2 separate regions of the Mus musculus genome follow, and region 2 is linked to region 1. A link is a loop called in an ENCODE intact Hi-C map of the cell type or tissue named here. Cell type or tissue: gastrocnemius. All regions are shown on one strand. Each heading gives the region's core, and the rest is flanking DNA. Links, peaks and the distances in the headings are about the cores only. Region 1 overlaps Heatr5a (HEAT repeat containing 5A). Region 2 overlaps Strn3 (striatin, calmodulin binding protein 3).

Region 1 (16,773 bases), core at 3,489-11,488:
AAACTGTATTGTTTACTTGTGCTGTCTTTTGCTAAGTCAGTGTATTTATCTCATCACGATAGACTCATCCAACAGTCTGAACTGAGAATCTCAGGGGCATCTTGCTTTTCCTCTCCCAGGAATCAGCGTGGAGTTCCTGTGTTCCCTGCGCTCAGATGCAAGCTTGGAAAGCATCATGGCTTGTCTGCGTGCACTGCAGGCCCTGCTCGATGTTCCTTGGCCCAGGTGGAGAATTGGCAGTGATCAGGTGCTGGACTGTGCCTTGGGTAGACCTCTGTTGACGTCAGAGACCACAACTACATTCGGGTTGAGTCGGGACGCTGCTGTGTATTATAAGGAGCTACTTTAGAAATACTTCTCCAGTCTTTGTTATTACAAGAAAATTTTAATATTAATCTTAGAATCTACACGTCAGCCTTTGGCTGTGTCTCCAGTATCATCTCAGACATGAATGAAAATGATCATTTGTCATAGTACCATTTCTCACCGAAATGAGCTGAGAAGTGTTCTGATATTTGTTACAGTGTTATAAGCCAGGCATGGTGATACACCTGAAATCCCAGCGCTGTAGGAACAGGCCGGAGGATCAGGAGTTTGAGGTCATCCTTGGCAAGTTTAGGCCAGGCAGACAAGACTGCTTCAAAGCAGAGAAGTACTGATATATTCCTTTATTGTTCTGGCAATATACTTGTTTTTAAAAAGAGAATTTATTCAATTCTGTCTTTTTGAGCTTTTATCATTACATTTAACCTTGTTATTTTTACACACACACACATGAACTGACATAAACAAATGTAATTTCCAATAGTGTCCACTTCATGTTTTCTGACAGGACTTGGGTATTGAATTGCTAAATGTACTACACCGAGTAATTTTGACCAGAGAGTCACCAGCCATTCAACTGGCTTCACTTGAAGTGGTCAGGCAGATTATCTGTGCCGCCCAAGAACATGTGAAGGAAAAAAGACGTAGTGCAGAAGGTAAATATTAACTCAGTGACATAGCATCTCTTCTCATTCCAGTTCTGAGAGTCATACACTCTGTATGCAGTGGGCAAGCGCTGTTCCCCTAGGCGCAGCCGCAGCCACACAACGCAGCGCAGTGTCATTGTCTTCACAAGTGTTACTCGGGGTAACCACACAATCTGGATACTGCTGAAACTAGGGCAGACGGCAATACAGACCTAAAGAGCAAACGGGCAGAAGTGGGCAGTATGTGGGGGCCGGTGGGCAGAGTCTAGTCTGATCCTTGTGCCCAGCCGCTGCCAGTCTGTAAGATGACAGAGTCGCTGTTGGAGCTGCTGCTGTCAGATTCTCACTTATAACAGCACAGAGATGAGTTTGATCGGGCACTATTTTAAGGCTGAAAAGATTACAAGAATTTTATTTTTAACCCACTGTAATGAGAACTCATAGTAAAAACAACTTTAACTTCAGAGCTGCTTTTTCCTTAAGCTTTTCACACCTAGGACTTAGCCACTAAATGCATTGTCTGGAATTGCCACCTACTTGGAGCCAAGCAAGCAGCAAGTATTTCTTAAGCACTGTTCCCTCTGTGTTTCAGTTGATGATGGAGCCTCTGAGAAGGAAACCCTGCCAGAGTTTGGTGAAGGGAAGGACACAGGAGGACTCGTACCTGGGAAGTCTTTGGTCTTTGCAACCCTGGAACTCTGTGTCTGCATCCTCGTTAGACAGCTCCCAGAACTGAACCCTAAGCTGGCAGGTAGCCCAGGAGGAAAGGCTTCAAAGCCGAAGACCCTGTTGGAGGAGGGAAGTAGACTGGTGGCGGCTGCCCTGGCCATCCTTGCTGAGCTTCCTGCAGTGTGCTCTCCTGAAGGTATGCTGTGCTGTGTGAGCTTCCTGCAGTGTGCACTCCTGAAGGTATGCTGTGCTGTGTGAGCTTCCTGCAGTGTGCTCTCCTGAAGGTATGCTGTGCTGTGTGAGCTTCCTGCAGTGTGCTCTCCTGAAGGTATGCTGTGCTGTGCGTAGGACCTAGAGCCGTGCCTCTCAGTCACTTCCTCGGTTGGGTGACCCCAGCCGTAGAACTGCTTCCTTGCTACTTCATAACTGACTTGCTACTGCTGTGAATCATAATGTAAATACCTGATATACAGTCCACAGTGGGGCCATGGCCTCCAGGTTGCCAGCCACTGTCCTAGAAGAAGGGGACTGACCTAGTTGCTATTCATTTTCTCATTTGAGTACTTTTTATAATCCTGTAAGATTAGTCTTGCAGTCTAATATAATTTGTTTCACCAAGAGGTGAAAGTGAAAGCCACAAACAGCAGATGTGATGGTGAATGCGCTTCCTGTGACTGCCTTCTTACTCCAGGTCTAGGCGTGGAGCCCAGGCTTGGAGCATGCGAGAGTGTGCCCTGACCATCAAGCTGACAGTATTTTAAATCAAGTAGTAGTACTTGTACATTTTCAGTGTGCAGTATCTGGTGGACAGTTCTGACTCCATATGACAAATTTGTCATGAGGATGCCCTGTCCTGTTTGGGACCAAATCCATTCAGTTCTTTCATCTAGCTCCTAGGGTTCTCTGGGTGCTGCTAACTCCACTGCCTGCCAGAGGCTCCCTGCTGATCCTGTTGTTTGCAGTGGGCATACTTTCTGTGAGCATAAGCCACCTAATTCTGGGTCAGGTAGGCCCACTCTGCCACCGTGTGTGTGTGTGTGTGTGTGTGTGTGTGTGTGTGTGTGTGTGTGTGTGTGTGTGTTGGAGAAGAGTGTTTCGGGAGTCGGTTCTTGCTACTTTGTTTGGCGGCAGCCTCGCTCTTGCTCCTGTCACTGTGGTGCTCCATGTGGGTCTCTGATCTGCAAGCTTCCAGGTGACTCGCCTCCCATCTTGCCATAGGGATGCTAGGATCACAGGTGTTCACCACTGTGTCCAGCTTCTCCAGCAAACAGTGCACTGATCTAGCTTTTTAATGTTTTCTTCCTTCAAAGTTAACTCTGGTCTCACCTTATCAGAAAATGTTTCCCTGGAGACCTTCTCATAATGAGTTTTGTTTGTTCTTGTATAAACACTATTTCTTATGAAGATCTATAGCTTTCTCCATCATGTAACTATATTATATGTAACTATTACATATAAAAGATAAATATGTGTGTAGGTGTGTTTTATTTCTAGTTAAAATTTGTCTTTTGAACAAAGTCTAGCACAGGATGTGAGAAGATGGCTCGGTGGTGAAGTTCCTGCCATGCAAGCATGACCTCAAAAGCTGAGCGGCCCGTGTGTACCTGTAACCCCAGTGCTGCGGTAGAGGGAGAGGCAAAAGCAGGCAGAGCCACAGAGTTCATGAGGCAGCCACCCAGCCAGCCAGCCAGCCAGTCAGTGAGAATGTCACAGAAAATAAGGTGGAGCCATCACACACACACATACACACACGCACACACAGCAACTGACCAACCTACATCCCGAGTTCAAGTCCAACCTGGGCAGTTTAGTGAAACTCTATCTCAAAATTAAAGCTAAAAGAGAAGGCGAGTTCCGAGGAGATATAGCTCAGTAGTAGAACGTGCTTACCTACCAAGAGTAAAGCCCTAGGTTCAGTTCCCAAAACAAAAGGTCTTGTAAACATAGTTTAAATAAATTGAGTAGTAATGAACCTTCATCACATTGTGAAAATACTTAGAGCTACAGGACTGTGTCCTTCAAAATGCGAAGCTAGAACTAGACTTGGAGATACTTGCCTGTCATGCCTGCACTCCAGAATCTGAGGCAGAAGAATCAGGAATTCAAGTCCACCCTGAATACACAGTGAGATCCTGTCTCAAAAGCAATTAAACAAACTACAACAAGTAGGATAGGAAAAGCTTAGCAGGGCATAGTGATATACACACTTTTAATCCCGAGACTTAGAAGGCAAAGGCCTTAGAAGCCACAGGATCCCTGTGTGTTTGAGGCCAGCCTGGTCTACAGAGTGAGTTCCAGGACAGCCACATTTGTAATACATACTGAGACCTTATTTTTAAAAAAAAGAAAGAAAGATTAATAGGTAGCTATGAAAAGCTTGACACTAAAAAAATAAATAGCTGGGCGGTGGTGGCACACGCCTTTAATCCCAGCACTTGGGAGGCAGGGACAGGTGGATTTCTGAGTTCGAGGCCAGCCTGGTCTACAAAGTGAGTTCCAGGACAGCCAGGGCTATACAGAGAAACCCTGTCTCGAAAAACCAAATAAATAAATAAATAAATAAATAAATAAATAAATAAATAAATAAATAAAAGCCGGGCATGGTGGCGCACACCTTTAATCCCAGCAGAGGGAGGCAGAGGCAGGCAGATTTCTGAGTTCGAGGCCAGTCTGGTCTACAAAGTGAGTTCCAGGACAGCCAGGGCTATACAGAGAAACCCTGTCTCGAACCACCACCCCTCCCCCCCCCCAAAAAAAAAACTTGACACTAAGCAATACAACCAAAGTAACATTTCCAGTTACAACTATCAGAATTTGATCCAACTGTAAAAAATCTTAATTGATGGGGAAGTCGCTTGAGTGATAAATTGATTAGGATGCCTTGCTAACATAAGGACCTGTGTTGGAACCCAGGAACCATATTATACAAAGCCTGTCATAGTGGCATAGTTGCATACACTTGTAGTCCCTGTACTAGGGAGGCAGAGAAGGCTTGGGGTGTGCTGGCTAGCCAGCCAGTCTAGAGTTACTAAATTCTCTCAATAGTTACAATTTATGAGAAATGCTCTAGAGCTTTTCTGGGTGGTGTTTTGGGAAAGATGAGTTGGTGCTGAAGAAGGAGCACTGAGCTGTGCCTCGAAGCTGTGTTTGTTTGACAGCAAACACTGGAAGCCTCTGACACCCTTTTATTCCTGATGACTCAGCTTTTTTTCTAGCTGCATTTATTTCCTTTTATGTGTATGTGTGTGTTTCCAGAACATGTGTATATGTACTGTGTGCATTCCTGGTTCTCACAGGAGTCAGAGAGGCATTGCATCATCTGAAGCTGTAGTTAAGGTCTGTTATGGGGTCTGGTGAGATGGCTCAGTGGGTTAGAGCACCCGACTGCTCTTCCGAAGGTCCAGAGTTCAAATCCCAGCAACCACATGGTGGCTCACAACCATCCATAACAAGATCTGACCCCCTCTTCTGGAGTGTCTGAAGACAGCTACAATGTACTTACATATAATAAATAAATAAATAAATAAATCTTTTTTTAAAAAAAAGGTCTGTTATGGGCCAACTGTGCGGGCGCTGGGAATCAAACTCGCGTCCTCTGCAAGAGCAACGGGTGCTCTTCACTGATGAGCTATCCCTCCAGCCCTCCTTGGTGACTTCAGAAAATGTGCATGCTCAATGCAGAGTTTTCATTTTCTCTTGCAGGCAGCATCTCAATTCTCCCTACAGTATTGTACCTTACCATCGGAGTCCTCCGGGAAACGGCTGTGAAGTTACCTGGGGGCCAGTTATCCTGCACAGTCACGGCTTCCCTGCAGACTCTGAAAGGAATCTTAACTTCCCCCATGGCCCGGGCAGAAAAGAGCCACGAAGCTTGGACCAGCCTCCTCCAAAGTGCATTAGCAACTGTGCTTGACTGCTGGAGCCCAGGTCAGTAGGACTGTTAGGTCTTAATGTGAGAGGCATGCTAGGTTTGTTTCTGTTTTTTGTTTTTTGGCTAAGCTATTCTGTTGCTCATATTTGGTAGTCTCACCCAGAAGAGACTGTATTGTGTATTTAGCAGGTATGTAAAGTGTTCGGATTTATTATTCATTATCTCCGATGTCTTTGTCCATTTGTAATTGGCAAGAGAGACAGAAGCAGGTGGGTCTCTTGAGTCCAGGCCAGCCTGGTCTACAGAGTTCCAGGATAGCCAGGACTACAACTACAAAGAAAAATAAGAAAAGGAAAAGAAAAGAGTCTTAGAAAAGTGGCAAGCAAGGATGGTACAGATGAGAGCCGAAGGCGAAAGTGTAGCTGGGAGGAGGAAGTACAGATAGGTAACAGTGTCTCCCTGAGACTTACAGGTCCCTGCCATTGCTACTGGCAAGAAGGCTTTATTTTTAAAGGCAACCCTCTAGTGCAATCCATATTTAAGAGAAAAGGCGGTAGAGAATGGCTGGAGGTGGAATTATACAGTGGTGACGAGATAGCAGGACGAGATACATCACAGCACGTTTGAGTGTGTCAGCCTCTGCCAGCGTAAGAGGGGAGGAGAGATGAAGATGGAAGAGCACAGTCTCCATCATGACAAGTTCTCCTTTATCACAGACACACAGTGGTGTCTGGGCTCAGTGTGTATCAGGACGGAGATGTTAGAGCAACTGTTAACGTAGGTCACTAGGAGCCGATCGTGAAGGTAAAATGTTTGCAGAGCAACAGCTTGCCTCCCAGCTGAGCCTGATGCTGCCTGTCATCCCAACACTTGGCAGGAGAAGCAAGAATATCAGGAGTTCAAGGCCAGCCTTAGTTACATAGTGAGTTCAGGGCCAACCTAGCCAAGCCAGGCCCTATCTCAAAAAAAAAAAAAAAAAAAAAACAAAAAAAAAAAAAAGAAAAACAAAAAGAAAAAAAAACCTTAGTAGATTAAAACAGAAAAACATTGTGGCTTAAAACAGAAAAGCATTTGTTACCTATTAGTTTCTGAGGTCCAGGCCTTAGCCACTCATGAAGTTACTAGGACACTCACTGGCCAGGGCTACAGCTAGAGGACTGGATTCCAGAATGACTCACTCAGACAGCTGTTGGCAAGGGGCCTGCTCTCTACTGCCTGAGCCTCACAAGACTCCTGCTGCTAAGCAGACTTCCCATCCATCCTCAGAAAATAAAGGGCAGGAAAGGAGCTGAAGAAGAAATGGGAAGAGACCCAGGACATAGTTACCTTGATGACATTTAAAAGTATTTTTACTAAACTAACTAGCAGACTGTAATGACTAAAAATGACTTTGCAGGGGGCGCTAAGGGGGGTGAAGCATGAGAGCCCCTGGATGTCTGTGATCTCTGCATTCACACCGTCCACTTACTGACTTGCTGTGGCTTGGGCAAATGACCAGATTCCTGTTCCTTACTCAGACACGGTGGCTGCCAGGGTGAAGTGTCTGAGCACCACACAGGACACTGCTGTGTGGGTCACTTTGTTACCGTGTGCCAGCTCACCTGAGAGAACTCAGTGCTCTCTCACTGCGTCTCCTCTTGGGCGTCAGCCCCCAAAGCTCTCCACCCACCCAGTGTCAGGCATTTTGTGATTTTTTTGTTGTTGTTCTTGAGGTAGTCTCACAGGCTGATGGTGAATTTTGTGGCAGAGTTCTTACATTCCAGATTCTCCTGCCTAGCCTCCCAAGAGCTGGGACTACAGGCTTGAGCCACCACATCCTGCTCTCTATAGTTTCTGGTGTTTTTATAAGCATGGACCTTTTGTTACTAGCTGACCCTAAATTCTTTGTTTGATCTCCACATTATAGTGAAGTTGTATTCTATTGCCTAAGAGGGCTGGCTGGCACAGGTGGTGTTTAAGTACTATTGAGTTGATATGGCTGGTGCTACTGTTTATGCGTGTCATTTGTTTGTAAATAACAACCACTTAGTCTAAGTGGGCTAGGCTGGAGCTAATAGAGTACTTGTCTAACAGCATAAAGCCCTGGCTTCTGTCCCCAGCACTACATACTCTTGTCATGGTAACTCAGCCTGTGAGCCCAGCACGCAGGAGCTGCAGCCAGGAAAAGTCATCTATGCCACACATCAGGTTGGAGGCCAGCCTAGGCTATTTGAAATCCTGGAAGCTTTTCGTTTGTTTGTTTTGTTTTGGGGGTTTTTTATGGTTTTGGTTTTTTATTTGTTTGTTTGTTTGTTTGTTTATATAAGTACACTGTCACTCTCTTCAGACACACCAGAAGAGGGCAGCAGATCCTATAGCAAATGGTTGTGAGCCACAATGCAGTTGCTGGGAGTTGAACTCAAGACCTCTGGAAGAGCAGTCAGTGTTCTTAACCACTGAGCCATCTCTCCAGCCCCTTATTTTGGGTTTTAAACCAATCATAACACTTGATCTTGGCCAAAAAGCCAAAGAAGCTATTTTTAATTAATCGATTAATTAAAACTTAATTTAGTGAGTCAAGTTTACCACTCTTTCTCATTTTGTTTTGTCAGTCTTTCTGTCTTGTCTGTTTTTAGATAGGGTTTCTCTGTATAGTTTTGGCTGTCCTAGAACTCTGTAGACCAGGCTGACCTCGAACTCACAGAGATCCACCTGCCTCTGCCTCTCAAGTGCTAGGATTAAAAGCATGTGCCACCACTACCCAGCATTACCCTTTCAAAATTACTGGTTTTTCATAGCTACTTCATTAAAAATATTTAACTAGAATATTTATTCTAACTGATCCTTGGGAAATGGGGGTGGAGCTCAGAGGTAGAATACTTTCCTAGTCCTTTTGGGTGGGTGGGTGTGTGTGTGTGTGGTAGGAGTGGACTAGCACGCAGGTGGGATTTGAGCCTGCTGACATGCACCACCACTGTCCAGCCGCCCTCTGGGGCTCTTGTGCTAACCAAGCTAAAAACAGCCTTGCACAGACGCAAGGCAATGTGTACAAGCCTCCTAACTGTTGTTTCTCTGCAGTTGACGGAGCACAAGAACCTGATGAAGTCAGTCTGCTTACTGCCGTCACAGTATTTATTTTGTCTACCAGCCCAGAAGTGACAACCGTCCCCTGCCTTCAGAATCGCTGCATTGAAAAATTTAAGGCTGCCCTGGAGAGCAAGGACTCTGTGGTAAGTGTCTTTTAGCAGAGCGCTATTTGCAGTAGCAATCTGTTGAGACACACGTGTTGCCTTTATGATTGCAGTACACACACTGTGCTTCTCTGTGATCTCGGTCTCTGTGACAAGCAGTATCCAGGGGCTGGATTGTGGTTCAGTAGGTAGTGTGCACAGCTAGCACACACAAGACCCTGGGCTTGATGCCCAGCACTGTACAAACCTAGCATGGTAGTGTAGGTCTGTAATACCAGCCCCAGGGACTAGAGATAGAGATCACAAGTGAGTTAAGGCCATCCTAAGCTACATGAGACTGTCTCCAAAAACAAGGAGGTAAAACAATACTAAGTGTTTAAATAAGAGCATCTTAAAATTGGTGTAACTCTCCAGGAGTGGAATGGCTACATCTAATCCCGGCACTGGGGATACAAAGATAGAAGTGCCTATGAAGGCAAGGCTAGTCCATCCACATATACGTTTCAGGTCAACCAGGACTACATAGTGAAAATTGTCAAAAAAAAAAAAAAAAACGTGGAATTGGAGAGGTGGTTCGGCAGTTAACAGCACTTTTTACCAGAGGCCCGAAGCTCAGTTTTCAGCACTCACGTTGGATAGCTTACAGCCACCTGGACCTCTAGTTCCAGGAGGTCTGATCTCTTTGTCCGGTCTCTGTGGACACTGCGCTCAAGTGCCCATATCCACACACAGAAGCACACATACACATCATGTATTAAAACAAAATCACGGGCAGTGGTGGCGGAAGCCTTTAATCCCAGCACTTGGGAGGCAGAGGCAGGCGGATTTCTGAGGTCAAAACCAGCCTGGTCTACAGAGTGAGTTCCAGGACAGCCAGGGCTACACAGAGAAACCCTGTTTCGGGGGGGAGGGGGAGAATGATATGACATGGGATTTATATGATAATTTGTGCATTTTCTTTAAAGAAAAAAATAAGGAATGACAGATTAGGTTAGACTAGATTAAATGTTTTTTTTCATGTGTTACGAAATGAGTTTGGAACCCATACACAGAAACATTTCTTATTTCCAAAGACACTGGAACCAAATTTTCTCAGGGGGGCAATAATACTAATGCTCAAAATACTATTCCAGTTTAAGGAGAGGTGATGCATGTCTGTAGTTGTTTTCCTTTATCCTTTTGTCCAAGGTCATTGGCTACCTGCCCAAGTTGGGTAGCAGTGACACAACTGTGACAAGTCATGGCACATCTTAGTGTGGGCCAGATGGAGTCCTTAAAACATGTATACCACCTGGGACAGGACTCAAATGTGTAGAATTTCACTGTAAGACACTTTTCTTTTTTTTTTTTTTTTTTTTTTTTTTTTTGGTGTGAGTTGTTGGGGTTCATTTATAATGTGACTGCTAGTTTTACACAGTACAGAGACAGACGCCTGAGAAGAGTGGGCTAGAGGGCAAACCCCCTCCCGCTGTGCTGAGCACCTCTGTGCCCCTCCACCCTGCTGCAGCCACTGTTTTTATGTAATGCCCGTTGGTATTAGGACTTCCAAAACTAAAGAGAACAGGAATAAATATAAACCTTTGCCACTTTAACTGCAAAGAGTTTGCAAGAACGTTTGTTCTTTGTGTCTCTTTGTTCTGGGAACTTTGTAAATTTACTCTTTCTTCTCATCTTGCCTGGTTAGGTGCAAATGAAGACCTGTCAGCTCCTCCACTCCATTTTTCAGTATCCAAAGCCGGCCGTTTCCTACCCATACATTTATTCCTTAGCATCTTCTATCGTGGAGAAGCTTCAGGACATAGCCAGGAGGAAACCCGAAGATGCTACCGAGCTGCAGCTCTGTCAAGAAGGAATAAAGCTCTTAGAAGCTTTGGTCGCCATTGCGGAAGAAGAGCACCGTGAGTATCAGCCCTGAGCCCTGCTCTCTCTCCAGTGTCTGTAATCACATGGTGTCTGCTTCTCTTTCATCCGAAGGCCCTTATGAGAGTGGTGTCTGCCAAAGGCTGGGTCTCAAGCACCTGGGGCCTAGTGTTTGTCAGGACTCTGTCTCAAAAACGAGCAAACAAAAACGATTGCCAGGGCTGGTGGCACACTTCCATGATTCCAGCATTCCTGCCATGGAGACCAGACAGTCACCATGAGTTTGAGGCCCACCTGGGCAGCACAGTGAGACTGTCTTCAAAAACAAAAAGACAGGGGAGTGTCGTGAGACCTGACCCTAGATGCAGAGCTACCGGACTGACAGCTGCAGAGAGAGGACACTCGGTCTTCCCAGAAATGAGCCTGTGCTTAGTTATGCCATAGCAAGTGGTCAGCGATAAAAAGTAAACTGACTCAGCAGCTTGTATTTATATATGCATTTTTTTTTTTTATTATTTGAGACAGGGTTTCTCTGTATAGCTCTGGCCACCACGCCCAGCTATATATGCATTTTTGTAGTTACTCACACCAATAAAAAAAAATAGCTGGGCGTGGTGGCGCACACCTTTAATCCCAGCACTCGGGAGGCAGAGGCAGGCGGATTTCTGAGTTCGAGGACAGCCAGGGCTACACAGAGAAACCCTGTCTCGAAAAACAAATAAATAAATAAATAAATAAATAAATAAATAGGCCATGAATTTGAGAAAGAGTGGGGGACATGGGAGGGGCTAGGAGGAAGAGGGAAAAGTGATATAACTATAGTAGATATATATACAGTTTTTAAATCAATTTTAAAAAGAAAAGAAAAAGAGGGTGCTGGAGAGATGGTTCAGGGGTTAAGAGCACTGACTGCTCATCCAGAGGTCCTGAGTTCAATTCCCAGCAACCACAGGGTGACTCACAACCATCTGTAATGAGATCTGGGTGCCCTTTTCTGGCATGCAGGAGGCATACCTGTAGGCAAAACACTGTATACATGGTAAATAAATAAATCTTTCAAAAAAAGGGGTGGCTCAGGGAGGTGGCACATGCCCTTAATCCCGGAACTCAAGAGGCAGAGACAGGTGGAATCTCTGAGTTTGAGGGCAGCCAGGGCTTTATTCAGAAAAACCCTGTCTTGAAAAGCAGGAAAGAAAAGGAGAACTGGAGCAAGAGCTCAGTCAATGAGCATCTTGCCTTGGAAGCACTAGGACCTGAGTTAGTTATTCAGAGCCTGTAATTCCAGCACTCAGAAGGTGGAGACAGGAGAATAACAGGTTTTAACGTTATCCTCAGTGAATTTGGGGCTGGGCTAGCCCCGCAAAAAAAGAAAAAGCTGGGTGGTATGGAGGCGATGGCTTACTTGTCCCAGTGCCAAGGAGTCAGAAGCAAGTGATCCCTGGGGCTCCCTGTCCAGCCTAGCCTATATGTGGGCTCTGGACGAGGACAGACACACAGACATGTTCTGCAGGCGTGGGTGCGCGCACACACACACTCACTCACACAATAAGTGTGTAAAATGTTAATCCCAGATACTGGTAATACAGTGTGAGAATAGATGAGGGTGGAGTTTCTCCCCAAGTGAAGAGTTTACTCGAAGCTCCTTCCTCCCTGAGCCCTGCCGTCTCTCCCCCTAGGCGCTCAGCTGGTGGCCTGCCTTCTGCCCATCCTCATCTCCTTCCTTTTGGATGAGAATGCTCTGGGATCAGCAACTTCAGTAACGAGAAGTCTGCACGACTTTGCTTTGCACAGTCTCATGCAGATTGGGCCTCGGTACTCGTCTGTGTTTAAAAGAGTCATGGCTTCTTCCCCAGCCCTGAAAGCCCGGCTGGAGGCTGCTGTAAAAGGCAATCAGGAAAGTGTCCGAGTGGATCCGCCTTCTAAGCATGCCAAGAACCTGGCCAGGAACTCCAGCATCCAGCTAAAGACCAATTTCCTGTGAGCTGCTCTCCTAGCACACTGAGCGCCTGAATGTAACGCTTGGTGTTTCCTTGCTTTGGGGACAAAAGTGGAACTTGAGGCACGAGTGCACTTGGAGATCCTGTTGATCGTTCTCATTTCAGGAGGGACCGAAACTTAACGTTCTTGGTAATTCTGGTTTTATTTTGTTTCCATTTACTAAGACCATGGAACTGTCAGGATTCTTGCCAGGCATTTCAAGAAAGTGCCAAAGATCCAAATTTACTAAGCAATCCACTGCTTTGAAAATGAAGGGATGTCCTCTAACAGTCTGTATGTCCTCTAACTGTCTATCACTGTATTATAAAGTATCTGCGCTTACACCACATCCCACTTTCTACATGGACTCCTGCCTTATTCAGTGGTCGTATCAAACTGTGTTGCATTTCTCAAGCAACATCAACAATTAGAGCAGGGGAGGGTGGCACTCACCTGAGGAGACTGAGACAGGATGATCATCAAAGTTCCAACCAGCCTGGTCTACTGAGTGAGTTCCAGACCAGCTGTGACCACACGATAGGACTTCTCTCAAAAAATAAATTAACAAACTAACTAACAATAATAATGCCAACAATAAATAAGTGATTGCAACACTCTTTAATAACTAGACCTAAGCCAGGCTCATGCCTCTAATCCCATCACTCAGGAGACAGGCAAGTGGATCTCTGTGAGTTCAAGGCCAGCCTGGTCTACAGAGTGAGTTCCAGGACAGCCAGGGCTACACAGAGAAACCTGTCTCAAACAAAGAACCAAATCTAGAATTACCCAACTTATAACAGGAGAGACAGCTTCAGCCCCACTGTGTGGCTTGAGGCTGTGGTCTCATGATTCTGTCTTTTAAGTGAGTCTATGCTGAGATCACGCAGGATGCTTTTATGTAGAATATAGAACGATCACCCTCCTACCATTCTCAGATGGATTTTCTGTTACCTCTGTTCCTTTTGTTTTGGTTTTTTATTTGTGGAAATCATTCATATTGAAAGCTTAATATAGAGTCATGTCTATATCGATTTGGGGTTATATGAATGTCAGATTTAGTACAACAAATTTAGAACTTCAGTGAATACGAATACTTTTTTAACACAGAATGTATTTTAATATAAAAATATAATGATAAAGTCATACTGGTAGAAAATATTTTTTGGCTGTTTACGATCATTTTCCCTCCACTTCAGTATTGTTCTGTGTGAATTGACCACTGTGTCAGAATGATGCAGCTTCCTGTTAAAATTTACAAAATGCAGGGACAGAGGTGTAGCCAGAATTGAGAAAAACTGATTAGACCAAGAGCACGTGGTGGACTCTGTTTTATTATGTTTGTATGTAAATACTCTTGTAAAGCATTCAGAGTGGAAAACATTTGACAAACTCTAACACTAAAATCAACTTTTCTACATTACATAAATAAAGCTAATTTTCTTTAATGTTTTTGTATTTTGAAGTGTTCATCCAGGAAAGATGACCAGTTTTTCTCTCCCTTCACCTTGGCTTTGGTTCTCAGGAGTGTTCCCCACAGGAGCGTTCCCCGAAGGAGCGTTCCCCGCAGTGGTTTGGGGTTGTCTACCTAGAGGGCTTGAATGTATCTTTGCTGCTGTTCTCATCTAAAATGCCCTTCTCCCGGGTTCTTTCTGTGAACTCTGTCTCCTTTCAGGCCAGGGCTAAGTCTTGCTAACAACACGTTATACCCTTGACCTACCAAATTCTACTACTGCCTTACTCATCTGTGTTGCTGTAGTCACTGCCACAGTGTGATGCCTACTCTGCCCGTCAGTCCAGTGTACTATCACCTTACCTCCCTTGTAGACGGCTTCCTCAGCGGGAGAGATCGTGTCCAGTAATCTTGCCTCTGTGCCATCAACCATGTTCCTAACAGCAGCTTACTTGCTCTGGTGTGAGCCAGAGTTAGACTCAGGATCATGTTTCTTTACCAAGGACAGTGCAGCCCAGGTGCTCTTTGGGTACAGTCTATTAGTTTGATTATTAGGGGCTCTCTAATAATCAAACTGTTCTATTGCCATGAAGAGACACCATGACCAAGGCAACTCTTATAAAGGAAAGCATTTAATTGGGGGCTTGCTTCTGGTTTCAGAGAGTTAATCCATTATCCTCATGGCAGGAAGCAAACAGGCATGGAGCTGGAGCTAAGAGCTGCTCCCTGATCCCCAGGGAGCATGCAGAAGGATTTTGGGCATGGTGTGGGCTTTTGAAACTTCAAGGCCCACCCCCAAGTGACACACCTCCTCCAACAAGGCCATTCAATCGTTCCAAACAGCTCATCCACTGGGGACTTAAGCATGCAAAATATGAGCCTATGGGGGCATTCTCATTCAAACCAACATATGGGCTTTTATTGTTTCATCCATTTTGATTGTTCCATTTGGTTGTTAAGATTTCTGCTCAGCATTTTGTTGCATAATGTTTTTAAGTGCATCATCTTTTTTGACAGTGCAGAATTTTAAGATACTACTCTGCTGATAAGAAAAGTAGTAATGGCTGAGGATTTGAACCTGTCTCTCAAGCCTTCTTCCCTTGGGGCAGTGGTTCTCCACTTGTGGATCTTGACCCCTTTGGGGATGCAATGACCTTTTCACAGGGGTTGCACAGCATGTCAGATTCCTGCATTTCCATTGATAACAGTAGCAAAATTACAGTTATAAAGTAGCAAGGAAAATAATTTTATAGGGCTGGAGAGATGACTCAGCAGTTGAATGGGGCTTTGAGCAAACTATCTTAGGCAAACTTTTCTCTCTTCCCCCCCCCACCCCGCCCCCACCTTGTAACCAAACCATTTCTACTAACAAAGTAGGTAAAAGTAAAGGAAACATAATATCCTCTGTAGTTCTTAAGGGTGAACAGTCAGAATAGAAAATGCATTGCAAGGCTCTTTGGGTTGTTTGAGGAGGGAGGGTTGTTTTGTTTGGCCCCTCCTCACCCCCACCCCACAGAGTTTCTCTGTGTAGACCTGACTGTACTGGAAATCACTCTGTAGACCAGGCTGGCCTCGAACTCAGAAATCCACCTGCGTCTGTCTCCTGAGTGCTGGGATTAAAGGTGTGTACTATCACTGCCTGGCTGGAAGTTCTGTATGATCAAATGTTATTTCCGTGAGCTGGTGAATAGCAGATGAATGTCCACTGTCAATAACCCCAGAGAAACAGGCATGGGATATTATGATAGGGATATGAACCATCCCACAGAAAGCCCACATAGAGGAGGCACTGTTGAATAGCTGGGTCAAGAGGAAGCTCGCCCCATCGATCAGTGCACTAGTCACTAGTGAGTCCGTGGCTGGATGAGCTGTTGGAGGGGGAGCCTCCCTGGAGCAGGTAGGGCAGAGGAGGTGTGCCTGTGCAGAGAGTGCACACTGCCCCCATGGCCTTCCTTTCTCTTACCCCTACCTGCCTACGGGTGAACAGATTCACTCCCATGCTGCCTTGCCATGGTCCTAGAGGGGTGGCCAGGTGACACAAACTGAACAGGAGTTCAGTTCAGATGAGTGCTTTCCCCAGTTTAACTTGTTTCTCTCCTATATTGTGTCACCTCGGTGGGAAACTAACAGTATTTTAATTACTTCACACCCCCACAACCCTCACATAGGCTCTAGAGGCAAAGGTACTAGGTGAGCTAGCTAAGTTGTTCTGTGTAACCCATTGTTTAAAAGTTTGTCATAGGGTCAGGCAACAATGACACACATCTTTAATCTTTAATACGTGGGAGGCAGAGGTAGGTAGATCTCTGAGTTCGAGGCCAGCCTGGTCTACAAAGTGAGTTCCAGAAAAACCAAGGATACACAGAGAAATCCTATCTTGAACCTCTCTTCCCCCCACTCTCCCTGGAAGAAAACATTTGTCAGGGAAAGAGTTAATACTGGGTATACAGATAATCTAATAAAGCATAGAAGCAGAATTTCAAATGTTGCAAGGTAAACGTCAACATCAGATAGTGAAGAAAGCAATGGGGCACTTTATAAAGGAAAGGGGGAGCCAGGAATGCTGGTATGAGCTTCTAGTTCCAACACTCTATGAGTTCTGGGCCAGCCTGGCCCACACTTTGAGTTCTAGGCAAGCCAGGGCTACACAAAAACAGCAACCCAAAGGAAAGGGGCTGGGATCTAACTCAGTTTGTAGAGCACCTGCCTAGCATTCATGATGACCCAGGTTCAATCCCCAGGTCCCTGATAACTAGATAAGGTGGTGCACTCCTGTCATCACAGCACTGACATGAAGGCGGGAGG
Region 2 (16,773 bases), core at 3,269-11,268, 240 kb after region 1:
GAGCAGTCGGGTGCTCTAACCCACTGAGCCATCTCACCAGCCCTATATTTTCTATAGTTGCATTTATTGTTAGATATTAAATGAATCTATCAAAGCCACTTTTTTATATATAGTAGTAAAATAGATTATTGTTATTAGCTGTTACTGGAGTAGTTTTGAAATACTTGAAAACATTTTAATAGATTAAAGATACTTATTTGCTGTATAAAAAAAATTGATGCTCACAGTCATCTATAGGATGGAACACAGGGTCCCCAATGGAGGAGCTAGAGAAAGTATTCAAGGAGCTGAAGTGGTCTGCAACCCTATAGGTGGAACAACAATATGAACTACCCAGTATCCCCCAGAGCTTGTGTCTCTAGCTGCATATGTATCAGAAGATGGCCTAGTCAGCCATCATTGGGAAGAGAGGCCCCTTGGTCTAGCAAACTTTATATGCCTCAGTATAGGGGAACACCAGGGCCAAGAAGTGGGAGTGAGTGGGTAGGGGAGCGGGGCGGGGGAGAGTATAGGGAACTTTTGGGATAGCATTTGAAATGTAAATGAAGAAAATATCTAATAAAAAATGTCGGGGGGGGGGAGATTTATAAGATGGATTGGTACCTCTCGGGTTTAGGAACCCTAACTAGATAATGGAAGGGAATGAAGAAATTACAGACATTGGACACATATACACAGGAAAACTGGGATGGCTTCCTGGACACTCTGATGGAGAAGTACATCACCCAGAAAGCTTAGTGTGTTTATTATATAAAACTGAACAAGGAAGTGGGGGTTATGGTGTACAGCTGAATAAGGAGGTTAGCTAGTCTTGGTAAGGAGCAGTCCCCACAGGGGAGCAGTCCTCACAGGGGAGCGAGCAGTCTTCAGGACCTTCATTTCTGGGTTTGGGGGTTAGAAAGCTACTATGGGCATTTCTACACAAACTGTTAGCATTCACAATTGGATCAGAGGAAGGTTTTGCTACCACATTGAGCCTCATCCTGTAAAGGGTTTGCAACCCCCATGGGGCTGAGGTTTAGTCACTCGGGTCTTTTTTTTTTTCTTTTTGTATTTTTGAGACAAGGTTCTTTAGGTGGCTCTGGCTGGCCTATAACTCAAAGATCTTCCTGCTTCTGCCACCCAACCACTGGGTTGATCAAAATCATGCATATGACCACACCAAGCCTGGATCGCTCATGTCAACAACGTACATCTACTCAGAACTTCCTCTGCTCCCCAGAGTGGTATATCTTGTGTAATATATGCTTTATAATTTTAAATATGGGCAGTTCTAATAAATTTAGCTTTTGTGTTTTACTATTTAGCCTTCCAATATTTAGGCTAAAGTATAAGTGGTTGTAAATATTAAAAAAATTGCTAACTTGTTTTTTAAATATTTTTCAGAAATAATAGCATGTTTGATCATTTAATCTTAGTAGATTATTTTTCTTTTTAAAGACTTATTTTTAATTATGCTGGGGTGTGTGTGTGTGTGAGATGGGAGGTTATGTACATATAAGTTGTAAGTGCGTGCAAAGGCTCAAAGAAGGCATTGTATCCATTAGAGCCAAAGTTCATACCATTGTAAGCCACCTGATGTGGGTGTTGGGACCCAAACTCAGGTCTACTGAAAGATCTCTTACCTATAGTCTTACCTGCTGAGCCATTTTCCGTCCCCAGATTTTATTTTCTTATAGCATTTACCTAAAATGTAGACAAAAAGCTTTGGTTGAAACTTATTAAACACAGAACAATCCTTATTTTAATTATAGAGCACAAATAATCTTTAAAGATACTCTAGAATAAAAGTTTTAGGCACTATATTATAATTAAGGTATCTTGAACCAGGAGCCTACTGGGAAAGGAGGATCAGGAGTTAAAGGTTATTTTCATCAACATAATGAGTTGAGACTAATCTGAATTATGTAAGATCTTGTCTCACAACAACAAAAAATTAGGTTGTGTTTGAATTGCAGATGCCACCTTCAAGTAGTTTTAAACTAGGAATTAGAAGGGTCAGAATGTGGATTATTGATTTAACACTTGTCTAGCATGTGTGACATCCTGGGTTCAATTTGTAGTATCACTAGATAACAAGAAGGGTATAGGAATAGAAAGCAGGAAGAAATACCAGAGTCAATCTTTGAAATAGTTGGAATCATCTTTTCTCTTTTCTACAGGCCCCCTGGTGATGTTCTCGAGACATTCAATTTCTTAGAAAATGCTGATGACAGTGATGAAGAAGAAAATGACATGATTGAGGGCATCCCAGAAGGAAAAGACAAACTTCGGATCCATAAGCACAAAGTAGGAGAGTTAACGATATTCCTCCACACAGTGATTTGAACAGTAATTATTTTAGTTGTACTTAAAAGGTTTATAATAACTGCCAGCTCCTACTCCGTTCATGTACATATGGCAGGAATTATGATTTCATATGTTATTCACTAAATGATCTGAGAGAAGGTCTATTTTTAAAGTACTGTCCAGTGGCTTGAAGCTTTTTTTTCTTTTTTCTTTTTTTTTTTAAAGTAGCACTTTGTTTTAGTCAGGGTTTCTATTCCTGCACAAAACATCATAGCCAAGAAGCAAGTTGGGGAGGAAAGAATTTATTCAGCTTAACACTTCCATGTTTCTGTTCATCACCAAAGGATGTCAGGACTGGAACTCAAGCAGGAGCTGATGCAGAGGCCATGGAGGGATGTTCTTTACTGGCTTGCTTCCCCTGGTTTGCTCAGCCTGCTCTCTTATAGAACCCAAGACTGCCAGCCCAGGGAAGGCACCACCCACAGTGGGCTAGGCCCTCCCCCTTGATCACTAATTGAGAAAATGCCTTACAGCTGGATCTCATGGAGGCTCAGCTGAGGCTGCTTTCTCTATGGTAACTCCAGCTTGTGTCAAGTTGACACACAAAACCAGCCAGTACACATTCCTTAATCCTATCCCAACTTGGGGTCACACTGAAGTTTATCTTACAGTATCACATGGGAGAAAAATGAACAGAAACCATGGTGTAGATGCTCCCACCTTGGATGAGAGTCTGATGTATGGGTTGTCAGTATGTGCCAGCATTCTGGCTATTTGGTAAGGATTAATAAATAAAAAATTATTTTCCCTCATACTCTAAGAAGCAAACTTGATGTATTGTAGCAGTAGATGGGGAGTTGACTCTGCTGGACCATTTGTAAACTCTATGCCCCATTTTTAAGCATCAAAGTAGTAATGATCAATATTTCAAGTGTTTGTGCAGTTTTTTTTTTGTTTTTTGTTTGTTTTTTTTAATGGCAAGGGCCGAGGTTGTATGTCAGAGTACTTGACTAGTATGCACCAATTCCTGCCTTCAGCCTCAGCACCACATAAACTGGATTTGGTGGTGCAGCTCATGGAATGTAAGGGTAGGGGATAGAGAGTTCAAGGATGTCGTTCACCTATATAATGAGTTTGAAGTCGTTTGACTTCTTCATACCCTGTCTATCAAAAAAAGGAAAAAAAGTGAGTAAATTCAGTTGTAGTACCCGGAGATTTTGTAGAAATATAGAAAAAAAGCAAGTGTTTGTCAAAAGCTTCCAGTCTACAAAAGCAGTTTCAGCCGTTCTCCAGCTTTTCACAAGTATGATACACTCTGTTGGATAGAGGCTTGCTTTTGTGCTATATAATGTGTATGGAGGAGTGTGTATGTGCTATAGCACATATGTGGAAGTAAAGGACAACTTTGTGCAGTCAGTTTTTTCCTTCCACCTTTATTTGGTTTATTAGGATAAAACTCAGCTCATCACGCAGCTGCTTTTCCTGCTGAGCCATTTCAGAAACCTGGGTTTTTTTCCTTTTCTTACTAGTTTGTTCTGGGACGTAGGTTGCTTTTATTATTTGTTGTACAACTAGTATAAGTTTATTGGTGGTTATTCTGTGTTGCTATGAATCATAGAGCTAGTATACATTTCTCAGTGTCTTCAGCCAATTCAGGATAACTTAATGATTCTCCAGTAGGGATCATCTGTGAGTCTACTATAAAGGACACTCTTGAGTAAAACTTTGGCCTTTTCCAGCACCTCATCACTTGTGTCAGATGTTACAGTTGATCTTCATACAACAATGTTGAACTGTTTATCTATGTCTAGAGCATAGTTTGAGACTTATCAATCATAGGAAAAAGGACAATTGTGGATCTGAATAATTTCAAAGTAGATCTGTAAGTATTGTTAGGTGGAAATACTAAAGGACCTCTTTAAAGTGTAGAATAAAATTATTAATTATTGGCTCATCTTCTCTTTACAGATAGGTAATGAAGGTTTAGCTGCTGACTTAACTGATGATCCAGATACTGAGGAAGCACTGAAAGAATTCGACTTTTTAGTGACTGCAGAAGATGGTGAAGGGGCTGGTGAAGCACGGAGTTCAGGGGATGGTACAGAATGGGGTAAGGGGACACAGAAGTCTGGGGTGGAGGGAAACCTAGCCTTCTCAGGTCCTTATTACTAAACCCTGTGTGGGCTCTGTGTGTATGGTAGCAGGTAAATTAAGAGCAAGAAGTGGTATTGATACTGAGCTATTTGGTTCTAGTTTACTGTTTTTATGACTGAGATTTTTAGTATGTGGCTTTTGACTTCTGAAGTTGATCTTGAATTGAAGTAGTCTGTTGATTTACAAATTTATTTTTTCCCTCTAACAGATCTTTTTAAAGCGAGAATCATTCATTTTTATTCATACCCATCGTTTAATTTTAGGTAATCAAGACTTTAAGAGAATTCCTTGTATGTCCATATGGTGGTGTTACCTGTTCTAAATTCTGGGAAGGAATAAAATTATTAATTCTGATCATAGCCTAACAACGAGCAAGATTTAGTGAGAATATTACACTTATTGCATATAGTGTTCTCTATGTGAATGTTAGGGCCTAAACTTTGAAAGTGATATATAAAGCTAGTAGTAGGCATCCATAATCAAAAGAAAGAAAAGGTCTATCAGTAGGTAAAATGTTTCAAGGTAATAGTTCTGGTTGTGGTAGAACTCAAGTGTATTTATAGAGCTTTTCTGAGGTTTGTTTAATATACTTTATAATATATATATGTGTGTGAAGAAAAACACACTTGGACTGAGTGTTGGTGGTTTATACCTTTAGTCCCAGCACTCAGGTCTCTTGAGTTCAAATCTCCCTGGGATTTTCAGGACAGCAAGGGGTATACTGTGAGAAATCCTGTCTCAGCAAACCAGAAAACAAACCACATTTCAGAGTTTTTTATTTGTTTGTTGTTTGTTTGTTTTTTAATGTTGGAACTAGGGGGATAGCATTTCTCTCTCAGAGGAGAGGACCAGCATTTGGCTCCTAGCACATATGTGGGGCTTACAGCTACCTGTAAGTCCCATCTTCAGGATCTTGCACTCTCTTCTGTCCTCTGCAGGGATCGGCATGCATGGATGTATGAAAACACATATAAATAAAAATGAAGTAAATCTTTTTTAGAGAGCCTCATTTATGTATTGAAATGGAACATTGCTAATAGGAGAGACAAACCTATAAATACTATATTTTTTGACTTAGTATAAAAAGCAATTACTTAAAAGATTTTAATTACTACTCTTCTCATTTATAGCTCAAAGCATCATTTTTAATTTAAGTAGAAATAGAAGGGGCATAGTAATTGAAACTATAAACATTTACTGTCTGGGTTTGGACATATTTGTACCTTCCTAAAATGCTATATTTTCAGAGATTACTTATTTATAAGAGAAATAGTAAAAGGGAAAAAAAAAGTTTATATCCAGCCTTTGTATTATTCTTATAACTTCAAAAGTACGATTTTTTTTTTCAGAAGATTTGTTATGTAAAAGTTTAAATTATACAAACATTTTAAAGTATATATATATTAGGGACCATAAATAAATGTCATATATAAAATTAGAAATCACCTACAGTATTACAGAGATATTCATTAAATATATGAATATATATACATATATATGTGTATATGTATAATTTACTTATTAGTTAAAGGTTTGTACAACATCTGTTCGGCTAAATCTTGGCATACAACCATTTCTTTTTCCTTTAACTAAAGTTGCTATAATTTTAATTTTTAGAACAAAGGAAAAACAGTTGAGAAATTGATATGAAATAGAATTATTTTTTTTAATGATGTCATATGCAAGTAATTAGTATTTTGTTCAGAGAATTTGGCTGTGGAGTTATAAAGAGGACTTGATTTTTGAGTAACAGCTCTTGATCGTCATTTTCTTTTTAAGTGTAAATAACCAAGAAAGTCTCTTAGTATCAAACAAGACTGTAACTTTAAAGTGTGTTATATGCATAGTGATCTAAGCAGCTTCTATATAAAAGCAAAAATGATCTATGCAATGTTTGTGAAATTCATTTACTCAACAGCTATTATGTTCATTTTTTTTAAACTAAGAGGATGCATGTAAAAATCACTACCGTTATATTTAATTCACTTATTCAAATTTATAATGGTTTTTAAATGGGAAGGTTTTTAGATTCACATTAATTCAAGAGTCTTAAACATACTCCACTATCTTGTTATCATATGAAACCACTGCTTTTAATGGAAGCTATGAAGTCTTTGCCTGTTATTTAATTAGATAATATAGTTTAATTTTAGCAGCTTATGTTCTTCATATAGTTACAAGTATTAGCAGGCATGTCGTTTGCTTTTTTTCTTATGGGGATAGGTGGCATTTTAAGAATATTCACTTAGGGGCTAGGGAGATGGCTCAGGTTAAGATCACTGGCTGCTCTTCCAGAGGTCCTGAGTTTAATTCCCAGCAATCATATGGTGACCCACAGCTACCTGTAATGGGATCTGATCCCCTCTTCTGGTGTCTCTGAAGACAGTGACGGTGTGCACACTCACATACATAAAACAAATAGTCAAATCTTTAAAAAAAAGAAAATTCACTTATTTTCTTCAGCTTTTTGAAATTATGATCTCTGGACTTAATAAGATTGCAAAATATAATTAATACCAGAATATTGGTATCTATAGACAAGTGATAAAATATTTCTGTTTTCAAGACATGAATAGTTATAAATTTATACTATGGTTAGTAGGCATTCTGCTTTGGTAATAGAGTTACCATAATAGAATTTTATTGTTCTATGGTTTCAGGTTATTAGGAATCACCCTTTTTGTACATGTTTGTGTTTTCTTTTAAGGAAAAAAAACAAGGTTTCCATAATTGATTCAACTTCATTTCTTGGTATTCCTGCCTCTTCCCTTTTGCTCTTACCTATTTCTTATAAGCAATATCAAACCATCTGTTGCTTACCAGGCAAGTTCCAAGATGTTTTTGTGCACATATGCATCCACCTGTTCTTTGCACCTCCTTAGTTTACTTTGTTTTCTAGATTTGAGGTTATCTTGCAAGTAATAACGTTTTTCCTTTGCTTTTTCACTCTATTCTTTGCTATTGTACTTACAGCTATTCACAGCTTCATTCTTGCTATGCAGGACTTTTAGAAAATTAGTCATCATAATTAGTTTTCTTTCCTATGTATTGCACCACATAAGGCCTAAGGTTTACTTATTTATTTTTAGTCTGTGGGTTGTAAAACCTTTCTTTTAAAATGTGTCAATTTGTTTTAGTGTAAGTAGTTGACAACAGGAATCATTAGTTTCATTAAGATGACTATATGAGGTCTTGAAGTGCAAGCCCATAATTCACAGGAAGGCAGAGACAGGAGGATCACGAGTCCAAGATAGTTGGTGCTGTGATCTGATACCCAGTCCTCCAGCAGAGATGAGTTCAAATGACTCAGGTCACATTATTCAGTAAATGAAAACGATTTCTGATACAGCATAGGTTTCAGGAGCCCTTATGTCTAGAGTACATTAAAAATTAGGTTTTTCTTATATCAATATTAAAACTGCTACAATTACACATTTGACAATTTATGAAAATACTAATCTTTAGTTTCAAATAACAGAATTTAGCAAATTAACATCTTTTCACATACCAGCCACCTATGATGATAGAGAAAAGGCATAACAACTGTATAAAAGAATTAGAACTCTGAATTTTTTCTCTCTGTTCAAACATAAGACCTTGTTATGCTTACTTTTACACATCAATCCAGAGAGACAGGAAAACCTTTCTCTTACTCTCTATGATTGAATGAGGCCTACGGCACTTATGAGATTTAGAAAACAAAATATGCTTAGCTACCAGAATTTAAAACTAAAATCTTACTATTTAGTATAAAAACTAAGAGCTTGAATATGATTTTTTATTTATTAATGGGACTCTAAAACAGTTCATGTGTAACTATTAAATTTAATAATAATAAAGTTGCCTTAAAACTCAATGAAGAAAAATCCTTAATGAGTAAAATAAGTCTAAGAAAATTATTTTTATACTATTTTGTTCTAAGAGTTCTCTAGTTTACTATGAGTTTATTTGCCTCCCCCATCATAAGTATTTACTTAAATATTACTGAAAACACACAAGAAAAATACTACCAAGTATAGAGCAGTATGTGTTTTAACTTCTCTGTGCTTATCACTGTTTTACCATGAAAAAAAAAATAGCTCAAGTCAAAACTTCAGTGGAATATGAATTTGCTTATTTGTGTTATTTTTACTGGAAAAAAGGTAACAAAATGTTGAACGGTTATGAAGGGATGGACACAGGTGGTGTTCTTTGAATGCTTTGTGTGAATAATCTGAGACATTGTATTTGGAAACTCTATGTATATGTTGGACTAGAATACCTTTCTGCCATAGTACAGTTACCCTGTGCATGCAGAACTATTATGACAGGGATGCATGACTGATTTCATCAGTGAAGTGGCACTGACTTTTACAGCTTGCACTTTATTAATTTGCATGCAATTCATTCATTTGCTTATATGATGCTGGCTGAATAGTTTTTTTAACATTTTTATAAAGATGCAGTGGTCTATTTTTTAATATTATATTTTTAATGTTAGTCCATTTGTGAAATACTCAAATTTGCCATATATAAAAATGAAGTTTTGTTTACCTGTTGATGATATTAAATACTTAGGAACTTAAGAACATTTACATTGTGAATACCAAACTTGAGACTGCACCTTTAAAGTGTTTTGAGTATATGCTATTATAACATCTTTATTATGATGATGTAAAGCCTTTAACAGTTTACTGCCAACAGCTTGCATTGCCAACTGCTGATTTCTTTTCTTTTAATAATATGCTGCATGTAGATAAAGATGACCTCTCCCCAACTGCTGAGGTTTGGGATGTAGACCAGGGGCTAATAAGTAAACTGAAGGAACAGTACAAGAAGGAGCGAAAGGGGAAGAAAGGGGTGAAGAGTAAGTGCAGTTATCACTATTACCATTTTCCTATGCTGTGTTGAACAAAAGGGCTTTTTTTTTTTGGATGCAATTTACTTTTTATGTTATAAAGGGAGCAACTAACTTTAAACTTTGTCTGTTGTGTAATTGAAATATAAGGTCTATAATTGGTCAAATAGAAAATCACTTCAAATATGTAAAGTAAAGGTAAAAAGATTTTCAAAAATTTAAAAGATTTATCAAATTAAAAGGAATATTGGCTTTGGAATTTAAAATAATAGAAATTTGTTCAGAAAGAATGACAATACAAATTCTTATAATTTCTACTTGAAGGTATTCCTTATTACCAGGATTTCTTAGTTTGAGAATCTTTAAGTAAGTGGGATAGGTAATCCTTTCCTAGGACTTTGCTTGTGGTCATAATCCAAGGACAATTAGCAACCACATTTTTTTTCTGGGTAATTACTTGACTACACCACTATAGTGACAGTGCTGCAAGTGGTGGTGATCATAAGGGTTATTTAGTCCATAACTGGTTCTTTTTGGGTGCCTGCATGCTTGTTCCTATGTGTGAAAGTATGACTGTAGAACCTCTCGGACAGGTAACCTTGTATTTTGTGCGTTATACCTGAGAGCACCCAAGGAAAATGCTCATTCCTGCCATACTAATGGAGAGACTTGAAGTTTTGTTTGAAACATTTTTATTGGCTGTTGACTTGTAGGCCAACTTTGTTGTTGTTGTTTTAAGTGTATCAAGTTAAGAGTACTTACACCTCTTGAAGAGGACCTGGCTTGAATTCCCACATGTACATGGTTGCTAACAACCAGCTACATAGTTCCAATCCCAGAGGATCTGGTGCCCATTATTGCTCAGTGGGTACTGCATTCTCATGTTGCACAAATACATACAGGCAAAACATCCATACACACAAACATAAATAAATCTTCGCAGGCAGAGAGACACATATCTTTAATTTTGGCACTCACAAGGCAAAGCAGAGGCAGTCGGGTCCTGAGTTGAAGGCCAGCCTTCTCTACCTGAGGATCTCCAGGCTAGCCGTGGTTGCTAGGAGACCTTATCTCAAACAAACAAACGAACAAAATCTAAAGAGTGTGTCAAGGACAAACGTGCAAAACAGACTGAGACAGAAATTCTTTCCTGTTCCTGTTTCTAGTGACAGATACATTACCTTATAAAATGGCAGGAATATCAGGAATAGTGTTTTCTTCAATAATGCCGTTTTTGAATCATTTAATTTATTGCGGAGTTAACTGGAGTTTTGAGAATCTCACCAATGAGTTTCCTCTCCTTCCCCTCCCTCCTTTCCTTCCCTCACTTCCTCTCTTCACTGGTGTTGGGGACTGAACCTAGAGCTTTATGCTTGCTAGGCAAGTGCTTTACCACTGAGCTAAATCCCCACCTTCTGACAGTTGTATAACTTTGTACTAGTTGTTGTTGCATGGGTATAAAAAGAAGTTCCAGACTGTTGTGAACTCCTTATTTGTAAAGCATTGTGTGCTGGACTGGAGCTCTGTTAGTTTTAACACCATTTACCCATAATGTATGCATGTTGAGTGTGAAAGTACTACTGCATGGGTAACTTCAGTTTAGATAAAAATCACATTTGAATTTTAGGATTTAAATTTTATTCTTTTTAAGAAATAAAATAACTGGGCAGTGGTGGCTTATGCCTTTAATCTCAGGGGAGGCAAAGACTGATGGATCTCTTGAGTTCAAGGCCAGCCTGGTCTACAGAGCTAACAGCCAGCCAGAACCATACAAAGAAACCCTGTTTCAAACAACAGTAAACCACCCTTCCCCCAAATTGAGTGAAGGAAAATAACTTATTTTAAAATAACTTCGGGTTATATTTTATATGCTGTGTACTGACCTAATCAGCTAAACATTTTAATGTTGCTTCTATATACACTATGAATAGATCTAGATCTTTTTGAGAGTTAGTAGAAATATATCTAGCATCTCAAGGTTTTTTGTTTTGTTTTGTTGCTTTCTTTGTTTGTTTGTTTTGAGACAGGATTTATATGTATAGCCCTGGCAAGTTCAATGCCAGCCTGGGCTATATAGGAGGTTGAAGACCAGCTATATTAGTGATACTTTTTGTTTTTGTTTATTTAAAGTTTATGAATATAAAGACAAAAAGAAAGTTTAACTGTTAACGCTGGTTAGAAATGAACTGCATTTAAATGAACTGCATTTAATATTTGCATGTAATACTATTTTCCTAAAACTCTGAAATACTTTTGTATATAAGCTTTTTGTATTTTATGTGTTTTAACAAAATATAAATTTTGTTATTGTTTGCATTTCTGTCTCTCTGTCTATCTAGACATGAAGTTGGGATTTTACAAAAGGTATTTTAACCATAGGTTTAATTTAAGCATGAGGATTAAGAGAAAGGGAGGTACTTAGAAGTACATTAGGACATACCCAAGAGTATGTGTTGTAGGCATCTCTTAAGAGAGTCTATTTGTTTGAAGGCAGGACCTCAATCTAGCCTAAGCTACCATTGAACTTGTATTCCTTGTCTCTCTTTCTCAATCTAGTGCTAAGATAATAGATGCGTTCTTCTGCATCCATCCAGAGTAAACCCTCTGGCTTCTGACCATGTTGAGTAGGAGCCTTAAGTTCTACACACGCAGATGATTTTCTCCTGGCTTACATCCTTAGCCTTAACCTTAGGTTCTCAAATCTAAACTTCCGTGCTCTTAGAATACTTCTGTGCATTTAACTTGGTCTTTGTTAAACTTTAAAATTGTTTCTGATTTTTAAATATTTATGCAGATATCAGCTATGTGTATCTGTGTAGGGGAGGACTTAAGAATTAGTTCTCGGGCTGGTGAGATGGCTCAGTGGGTAAGAGCACCTGACTGCTCTTCCGAAGGTCCAGAGTTCAAATCCCAGCAACCACGTGGTGGCTCACAACCATCCGTAATGAGATCTGACACATCTGGAGTGTCTGAAGACAGCTACAATGTACTTCCATATAATAAATAAATAAATCTTAAAAAAAAAAAAAAAAAGAATTAGGTCTCTAGCTGGGCGGTGGTGGCGCACGCCTTTAATCCCAGCACTCGGGTGGCAGAGGCAGGCAGATTTCTGAGTTTGAGGCCAGCCTAGTCCACAGAGTGAGTTCCAGGACAGCCAGGGCTACACAGAATAACCCTGTCTCGAAAAACCAAAAACAAACCAAAACAAAACAAAAAAGAATTAGGTTTCTAAAGAAATGATTAGAAATTATTTACTTTCCACATTTCCTTCATGAAATTATTTATAAATTAAAAATTGGTGAATTCAGAGTTCAGTATGAAAATTTTAACTAAATTGTTGTGTAGATTTAATTTAGGGAAAAATGGTAGTATCCTAGCTAAATAAAGGATGCTTCAAGACCACCAGTAAATAACCCAATACCTTGAATAGCACCAAACCCTGTATATTGCAAGTATATCTTTTTTTAAAATACACACCTATATAAACACTTTTGTTGGTCAGCTTTTTATTGCAGTGACAAAATAAATCAAATAAGCAATTGGAGGAAAGAGGTTAGAGGTATATATCTGAGAGTGGAGGGAAAGTGAGAAAAATATTTTTTTTATTTTTAAAATCTCAGTTTCATCCGTGTGGTGGTATCGTACACCTTTAGTCTTAGTACCTGGTGGAGGCACAAGCAGGAAGATCTCTGACTTCCATGACTGCCTGGTCTACAGAGTAAGTGCCAAGTTGGCCAGGGCTACACAGAGAAATCTTGTCTTGAAACAAAACAACAAAATCTCAGTTTCATAGAATTTTCTAGTTTTTGATATTCTCCATTTTTTCCTCCATTTTTTCCTCCATGTGTTAACTCAGTAAAGCTATATAAACTAATGATGCTTATAAATAGCACATGGCTCATAGCATTGGGAACATTATACACTTGATTGTTTCACAAGAAAAACTGGCAACCTTTTATTTAGAATATCAGAGGAATTAAAAGTCTTTTAAACATTTTTTGTTTTTATTTGTCTTTGAACACGAAAAGAACGAAACTGTATTACTGCTTTTACTCTTAGCAGATTGTTACTTTTGTGCCACATAAAATTGTGTTGACTTGAGAACATAATACTGGGCTGGGAATGTAGCACAAATAGTAGAATTGCTTGCCCTAGCGTCCATGCAGTCTTGAATTCTGCCCATAGTACCACATAGATGCAGTGTGGTTTTACGTGTTTGTAATTTCAAGGAGAGGCAAGATGTGAGATGTTCAGCAGCATCTTCAGCAGTATAGGAAGTTTCAGGCCCACTTACAAGATCCTGCCTCAAATTTGTTTTCTTTCTTCAAAAGATGCATTGCCTTTCTGGATTTCATGGATTCACATTTTGAGACTGTACTTACATTTACAATCTTGGTTTTTTAACAGAGCAACTTCTTTTAATTTTTTTCTAGTTAATCTCTGTGGAGCAAAATATACTGAGACAGAAAGTGTACTTGGTTCTTATTCCAGCACAGGCAGTTGGCTGTCTTTTTTCCATTAGCTGGGGTCCGATTGAAGTCTTACTTGATTGGCTAGTCTTCAAAGAATTTATGCACAGGAAATGAAGAGGGGAAGGGAGTCAGCTTCTTTAATCTGAAAATGTAGTAGGGGCTTTGTATAATAAAGATTTTACTGAGTGGGAAGATTAGAGTATTTGCATAAAAGTCTTGCAAGGTGGGGACAGTGTTTTATAATATTTGATAAAAAGATCATTTAGGGCTGGAACCTGGGGCTGGTGAGATGGCTCATCAGATAAGAGCATTGACTGCTCTTCTAAAGGTCCAGAATTAAAATCCCAGCAACCACATGGTGGCTCACAACCACCTGTAATGAGATCTGACGCCCTCTTCTAAAGACAGCAGCAGTGTACTTATTTATAATAATAAATAAATCTTTGGGCCAGAGCAATCAGGGACCGAGCAAGTGGGGTTGACTGGAGAGAGCGGGGCCAACTGGAGTGAGCAGGGTTGACCAGAGTGAGCAGAGGTCCTTAAATTCAGTTTCCAACAACCAGATGAAGGCTCACAGCTATCTGTACAGCTACAGTGTACTCACATACAAAAATACAGAAAGATTCATTTAATGCTCCCTAGAGTAACTTGCTCACTGTTTCAATATATAGCATGATTTTACCATTTCCTTCCTTGATGTTACCTGATCACTGTACGTTTTCTAATGTAATATCAATCAGTACATTGAGAAAGGCAAATATGTTTCATAGCAAAGGGACATTATTATACAAAGGATGATTTGTTTTCTGTTCCTGGCTTCAGTTTTATACTTTTAAGACAGCCCTGAGCTAGGCATGGTGACAGTGCCTGTACTTCCAGCACTTACCTGGCAGAGGTAGGATGATCAGAAATTCAAGGCCTGCCTTAGACTACTTGAGATCCTGGATTAAAAATGTAAACAAGCCAATGTTTTGTGGTTGGTTTGTTTGTTTGTTTGTTTTAATCTTAGGTCAGTACTTGTCCCTTCTTTTCATCTTCTCCTCTGTCTAACTAGCTTTACTTCCGCTCCTCCTACCCATCTAAGGTACAGTTTTCGAATGGACCAGCTAATCCTGTGCTGGGTTGCTCCCTCCCTCCCTATCCTTTTAATTGTTTTCATCTCCAGTCAGAAAGATACTCTCAAGAGTACAGTGCAGTTTTTAATCCATAGACTCACTTTGTAGTTCTGCTTATTTTTCTTCAATATTGTAGTATCACATTTATTTAAGACAACAGTTGCCATGTTGAAAGAAACTTGCTTTTGCTCTTTTTTTTTTTTTTTTTTTTAAAGCTAGCCTGCAAGGACTCATTTCCTGAACTTTGAGGTCAGGTTATGAAGTTGACTCCCAACGACAGCTTGAGACATAGTCACTACTTATATCAGGGATAAAATCCAAGTTCAAAATGTTGCCAGTTTAGGTTCTGCATATTTCATTAATTTCATTTTTTTCTCTTGCTTTTTTTTTTTTGTATGCATTTGTGTGTGTGTGTGATTTCAAGACATAGATTATTTCTAACAATGTGAAAAGTTTATTTTAATTACAGTGGTAGTCAGAAGATAAAACTGTTTGCCTCCTAGTCATTAGTCTTGCTAAACAAAATGTCAATTAGCAAAGACCACATTTAAGAAATGAAAAATGTTAGTTTTAGATTTGGAGAAAGTACTGTAAGTGCTGTGTAAAGGAAGATAAAGTTTGAGTGAGTAAATGGATGTAGATAACAGTTGTCAGCTTATTGATGTTTTCCATCGTGCTGCAGTCTGTTTAGAGGAATGTACATTTATGTAAAATCTGAAAGTCACAGTTAAGAGATAGAAGTATTGTGTTTTATAGTTCATAGTAGTGTTTCTCTCTTAAAAGTTAAAAATCTACCCCCTCTACTCCCCTCTTATAAAGCAGAGGTTTTTTTTTTTTTTTTTTTTTTTTTTTTTTTTATAGCTTAGGCTGGCTTGAAACTCTTTATTCTTCCTATTTCTATCTCCAGAGTGCTAGGACTACAAGTGTAAGCCACGACACGTACAGAAAAATATTTCTTTTAAATTCCTGCAATACTTAAGAACTGAAGGAATATTTTTATTGTATTTGTGTTACCTGTTTTTAAATAGAACCTCACTGTACAGTCCAGGCTGATCTGGAACCAGCTGGATAGTCCAGGCTTATCTCAAACTCCCAATGCCTTTGCCTCAGCCTCTTAAGTGCCAGAATTAAAAGTGTGTGTCCTAAACCTAACTCAGCTGATGTTTTTATAGGAAGTTCCTGAGCCTCTATGCCTTTGAATATTTGTATTAACATTAGGCACAATAATCTCATACTAACAATACCCCAGTCTTCTCATTATTGGTCAGCATTTAAAACTGTTAAATTATTTAGAATCTTTGGGTTTAGGATGAATGTGAAGATGCAGTAAGCTTTCAGTTGAAAAGGTAGGCATAGAGCCAGTGGCAGAGCAGTGGCCCAGCATGTGCAAGCCCTTATGATCAGTCCTCAGTACCTAAGTAAATATACCGATTAATTTTGCAGAGCAGAGACTATGATCTCTGGTTATGAAATCTGCTTTCATCTTTTGACAGCTTTTGAGAAACTAGTATTAGAGCAGAGAAGTTTCATCTTCTCCTAAGCTTGGCATTGTGCTACTTAAAGACTAATGTTTGACTGTAAGTATGTAAAGATAACATTATGCCATTCTGCATCCTAAATTTAAGCAATAACTTTAATATTCATCTCTGCTCCCTTCTGTATTTCCAAGTCTACTTACTTAAGGATTTATTTTTACATATTTTCTAAAACAAAGCTTTAGAATTTTTATTATGTTTGTTATAAGCTATCATAACAAAATTATTTACTTAAGCCACACATAAGTATTTACTAAGGCACACAGACATATAATAAATTCTTATGGCAGAAAAAAAATTAATAAAATATGTTCTGAGGAAATAGATTTGCTTAGAGAAATATATAGGATTTGTATAGGCCGAGAGAGTGA

The links. A loop is a pair of places that touch in the nucleus more often than their neighbours do. Peaks named below come from ENCODE experiments on the same cell type or tissue, not always from the same donor. Only the 100,000 strongest peaks of a DNase experiment are listed, where the experiment ranks them.
Region 2: a loop joins it to region 1, with 2.2 times the contacts of the local background. A loop is called at or near these places in 2 of 42 quality-filtered maps.

Annotation. Positions count from the first base shown.
Region 1 is chr12:51,873,061-51,889,833 of GRCm38, reverse strand. Heatr5a (HEAT repeat containing 5A) reads left to right here. Exons shown (of 36, transcript NM_177171.4): 30 at 120-247; 31 at 833-980; 32 at 1,564-1,836; 33 at 5,343-5,567; 34 at 8,569-8,720; 35 at 10,366-10,579; 36 at 12,218-13,961. The coding sequence ends at 12,522. Among named protein-coding and RNA genes, the nearest start is that of Gm34894, 30 kb to the right of the region's middle. In gastrocnemius, for the core only: a CTCF peak has its summit at 7,840 (motif pointing right); DNase peaks (open chromatin) are centred at 6,707, 9,896 and 10,740; H3K27ac peaks cover 3,140 bases.
Region 2 is chr12:51,635,620-51,652,392 of GRCm38, reverse strand. Strn3 (striatin, calmodulin binding protein 3) reads left to right here. Exons shown (of 18, transcript NM_052973.2): 6 at 2,163-2,289; 7 at 4,258-4,399; 8 at 9,179-9,289. Among named protein-coding and RNA genes, the nearest start is that of Ap4s1, 47 kb to the left of the region's middle. In gastrocnemius, for the core only: no CTCF peak of the experiment used is centred there; no DNase peak of the experiment used is centred there.